Regions from separate parts of the Homo sapiens genome. Here region 1 is linked to region 2. The links are chromatin loops, found by intact Hi-C in ENCODE. Cell type or tissue: CD14-positive monocyte. All regions are shown on one strand. Region 1 overlaps LY75-CD302 (LY75-CD302 readthrough). Region 2 overlaps MARCHF7 (membrane associated ring-CH-type finger 7).

Evidence for each region. A loop is a pair of places that touch in the nucleus more often than their neighbours do. Peaks named below come from ENCODE experiments on the same cell type or tissue, not always from the same donor. Only the 100,000 strongest peaks of a DNase experiment are listed, where the experiment ranks them.
Region 1: a loop joins it to region 2, with 1.8 times the contacts of the local background. A loop is called at or near these places in 5 of 110 quality-filtered maps.

What each region holds. Positions count from the first base shown.
Region 1 is chr2:159,806,150-159,808,649 of GRCh38, reverse strand. LY75-CD302 (LY75-CD302 readthrough) reads left to right here. Exons shown (of 38, transcript NM_001198760.1): 33 at 79-201. LY75 (lymphocyte antigen 75) reads left to right here. Exons shown (of 35, transcript NM_002349.4): 33 at 79-201; 34 at 1,510-1,677. Among named protein-coding and RNA genes, the nearest start is that of CD302, 9.2 kb to the right of the region's middle. In CD14-positive monocyte, CTCF peaks have their summits at 797 and 1,001 (motif pointing right); a DNase peak (open chromatin) is centred at 1,029.
Region 2 is chr2:159,754,396-159,756,895 of GRCh38, reverse strand. All of the region lies in intron 8 of MARCHF7 (membrane associated ring-CH-type finger 7), which reads right to left. Among named protein-coding and RNA genes, the nearest start is that of CD302, 43 kb to the left of the region's middle. In CD14-positive monocyte, a CTCF peak has its summit at 1,047; no DNase peak of the experiment used is centred here; H3K4me3 peaks cover 432 bases; H3K27ac peaks cover 2,227 bases.

The DNA of each region.
Region 1 (2,500 bases), 52 kb before region 2:
TTTTCAAATGGCTAGTTGAGAATAAACTACTTCTCTAGTTTCCATAAAGCTAATTGAGAATGTGTTTTCTTTCAACAGATCACTCTGCAACTATCGTTTCCATAAAAGATGAAGATGAGAATAAATTTGTGAGCAGACTGATGAGGGAAAATAATAACATTACCATGAGAGTTTGGCTTGGATTATCTCAACATTCTGTTGGTAAGTGAAATAATTGTATGTGTAGTGTGCAAAGAGAGTTCTAACTCATCCTAAATAACAAGTCGTCCTTGCTAAAGAATGTTAAGTAGTGGCTAATTCAGATGCCTCTTCTGGATAAATAAGCTAGGTCGCTGGCTGTTCTGGATGGTTATAAATTTTGAATGAATCCATGAGTTAACTTAGCAATGACGGAAACCACTAATGACACAGAAAATCCTGTTAAATAAAGTGGAATCTTTCTAGAGGCTTATTTCTGGGATCCTTGGATCAACATCAGGACATTTTCTTCTCCACAGGAATGTCTGTGTCCCCACAAGGAACCCATGCCTGCCTTCTCTTAGAGTTCTAGTGCCTGTCACCGCATGGATTTGCAGCTTATAACTTCGTTATTCAGAAAGTTATCTTCTTGTTATTCCCTTCTCTCTAAGAATATTTTTACCACTGGTTAAAATTATGTCTTAATAGTAATCTTTAAAAACTGTCTTAGTGTTAGGTTGGTGTGAAAGTAATTGCAGCTTTTGCCATTACTTTTGCGCCAACCTATAAAATTGCAGATAATTGATTCAAAGAAAATTTGTGGAAGGATTTTTTAATACGAAATAGTAGATACAGGGTTTAGGTGAACTTGGAATTGGTAGAAATAAGAGTACAAATATGACAGAAGATAAGGTTTTTCACATTTTATGCAAAGTTGAATTTTAAATTATTAAAATGTGAATTTTAAAATGTTAAGTACTTGTCAAAAAATAAAAGGATTCCAAGTTGTCCATCTAAATGAATCCTAAATCGTGTTTACACTGTCACCACAAGGTGGTGCCACTTCAGCTGGAAAGCAAAAATGGAGTCCTGGTGGTGGTGTGGGAGAAAGGTGGGGATGGAGATTCCTGCACCCTTCCTCTTCCACCAGCATATCTTTAATGATATGACTTTTTACAATTAGAGTAGGGGAAGGATATGGGTCCTTAGAAATCTCTCCCTCACAAAATAAATGTGCAAGCATTCTGCACTTTAACGGAAACACCACATTCTCTATCTGTGTTGTCCAATAGAACTTTCTACAAAGACAGAAATGTTCTATATCTGCACTGTCCAATATAGTAGTCACTGGCCACATGTGGCTCTTGAGCACTTGAAATGTGACTAGTGCAACTGAAGAACTGATTTTATTTTTTTCATTTTTAATGCATTTTATTTTAACAAGTGGCTCTCATATTGGACAGCACAGTTCTGATGAGTTACATGAACCCATGCTTGTAACTTACTAGTTTAGTGGCAGTAGACATAGTTGTATTTAATTTCTTTCTTCAGACCAGTCTTGGAGTTGGTTAGATGGATCAGAAGTGACATTTGTCAAATGGGAAAATAAAAGTAAGAGTGGTGTTGGAAGATGTAGCATGTTGATAGCTTCAAATGAAACTTGGAAAAAAGTTGAATGTGAACATGGTTTTGGAAGAGTTGTCTGCAAAGTGCCTCTGGGTAAGTATGGAACCTGTCCTTAGGAGACTTTTTGCAGAACAGTCAGGAAATAAATGTACAATCCAATTATGTACAAAATTCTGTATTTAGTCTTGAAGTATTTAGTCCTTAAAGTATATCCAACTATCTTGATTAAGTCATAGAGATTTCCCCCTGAAAAATAGATTACAAGGGACGATAACTGCACAAGATGTCCAGGACTCCAGTCTACATTTTATATAATTCTTTCCTAAGAAAAACAGAAGTTGCCAGGGTATTAGGGAAGTAATTTCTTTTAAAATGTTCTTGAGATGTATTTTATTCTATAGTTTGATTATATAAAAGCTTAAAGGTCTATTTCTGCAGTTAATTTGCTTCCTTTCTTCCTAATCCCATAAAACTCATGGTTAATTTTAAAACAATGCAAAACTGGATTTAGTTATTGAAAACATTCAGGGTATCTATAAAAAATCATAATTTGAACTTACATTTCATTATGAATTGATACATAAAATTACCATTAAAATGTTATATTAACTTCATTTCTGGAGAAAGAGCTCCAAATTTTTCACAGTAACATTTTTAAAGATCTTGCATAAAACTTTTGCTTCTTGTATATAAATATTAAAGATAAAACCTCAATTCTAGGTAATCAGTATCCATGTATACACACACTGAGACAGTAAATAGAGTGTCTACTATATGCCATGCCCTGTTTTGCACACTGGGATGCACCTGAGAACAAGACAGATAAGGTACCTGTTCTCACAGAGATTACAATCTGGTGAAGAAAGATAAGTAAACAGGTCAATTTTTTAAAGAGAGGAAAATATCAAATAGTTAT
Region 2 (2,500 bases):
CTAACTCCCATTTAATTTAATCGCATACTTACCATGTGCCTGGTACAGTGGGAAACTATGAACAATAACTCTTTTGACATTCATTAACTTTATGAGGTATTATTCAATTTTACTGAAGATGGAACTGAGGCCCAACCCTAGTCCTACTTAAGAATCTTTAAGAGTGAATCTGAATCATCTGTTTTTTTTTTTTTTTTTTTTTTTTTTTGAGACTGAGTGTCACTCTTGTCACCCAGGCTGGAGTGCAATGGGGTGATCTCGGCTCACTGCAAACTCCACCTCCTGGGTTCAAGCGATTCTCTTGCCTCAGCCTCCCGAGTAGCTGGGATTACAGGTGTGCGCCACCACACCCAGCTAATTTCTGTATTTTCAGTAGAGACGGGGTTTCACCATGTTGGCCAGGCTGGTCTTGAACTCCTGACCTCAGGTGCTCCACCTGCCTCAGCCTCCCAAAGTGCTGGGATTACAGGTGTGAGCCACCATGCCTGGCCCATCTGTATTTTTAAAAACTCCAGTGGGTGATTCTCATCAGCAGCCAGGGTTTAGAACCAATGTTAAGAAACATGCTCAAGACCCTATAGCTAGCTAAGTGTTCCAGTAAATATTCCAAACTGGGCTTGTCTAACTTCAAAAAGCCAATGTTCTTAAACAATAACCTGTATTATCTGTTTTCCTCCATATCCAGCACTAATAATTCAATTGTGTGTATCAGAAGTTGAGTCAAGTTGTTGTTGTTCATTTTGGTAATAGCTAACATTTCTGGGCCCTTAAGTGTCAAAATACTAAGCACTTTACATGTAATCTCTCATTTAGTCCTTCTAACACCTCAGGGCAGTGACTAACAAAACCTGTGAGTCACTGTAACACCATATAGCTCAGAGAAAAGGCAGTTCCAGGTGAGACAGCTTGTTCAGAGCCCTTGAGCTCAGACTAGCTTAGAAGAAAAGATACTGCTTTCTCCTCTTGTGCCCCCTAGGGGTCTACTGCTCACCACTTGACTACCACATTACTGGGAGCCTCAGGAATTTTCCCAGTATCCTCATAATCTCCAACTTGAACCCAACTCCTCCAACAGATTATGAAAATCAAAATCAGTGCCATCATACCTCACAACATAGTTGTCTATGTTACTATGCTATAATGATCAGATCTTCAATTTCACAATTATGTACATTTAAAATCTGATCTAATTTTCTACCTTACTAGTTGTTTCTATGTCCCCTGGTACTCGTGGTCTAATATCAGTAAATTCCTCTAACCACCAACCTTTCTTTTTTGAACTATCTCTTTACTTTCATGCCTGAACCACAGTGCCTCCTGACTAACGATACCTATATATATGCTTCTATAGCCATTTTATCCCCACAGTCCCTTGTAACTCAGGACCAAGAAGTGAGAGTAGTTGCCCACCCAACACACCCATTACTGTTTTCAAATCTTAATTCCCCCTTCATTCATTAATGACTTCAGCACCTGGCTCTCTACCCTTCTTTGCCAACTAAATCCTTGGTTGTTTCAACATCCAAGACCAGACCCACTGGATTATAACTTTCTCAATATCTTTGCTTCCAATATTACCCTTCCCCACCTCAGTCACCAACTCAGTTCATACCCTTGACCTCATCACAATTTGCTGCACTACCCCTAAATAGCCATTTTAAGCGTCCCCTCCTGTGTACCAATTCTTATTTTAGCCTACTTACGTCAATGTCAATAAAATCCAAAGATACTCTACCTCTTTCTCACTATACACTTCCTGAGGTCCTTACTTTCCTCCTGGTTTTAATTTCTATGGTTGCCACAATTATGTCCTTATAGATACCCTTAACTCCCTTCATCATATTTGCCTGGCAAAAGACCCACCAGCATTGAACTCTAGTCCATAGCTATATCCCAAGCATCTGAAAACTGCTTTAAAAAAATTGTACACGTACCTCACTTTAAAATCACTTTTATAGACACTAATACAATCTGGAAATCCTACTACACATCCACATCCTTAAAATGTTATTTTCCTCACACCTCAAAACCTCCTAACCTGTCTCCTTATCAGCTAAAGACCTTACCTCTAAGAAAACAGATGCAATTAACACAGGGAGTCATAAATCTTCCCATCAAAGCAACAAACTGATCAACACCCATATCAACACTAGCCTTCTGAAGAGGAAATATCCTTTCTCGTATTATAGGACAACCACTCAACTTGTGCTCTGGACCCCATCTTCTTTCTCCTCTTTTCGTACTTTTTTTTCTGTTAGAAGTCTCAAAATAAAAACATGCCTTAAAATCCCCTACCTCAAAATAAAACAAAAACACTTCTTGTGATCCCATGTAACTCTAATTCCTGTTCCCTATCTCCAGTCTCCTTGGTAGTAAATTTGTTCAAAGTATCGAACCTATGTTGCTGTCTATCCTTTCTTACCTCCTTTTCTCTACTCAGTCTAATCTAATCAGGCTTAGGAACCCACCATTCCAGAGACTGAAACCACCAAGAACATCT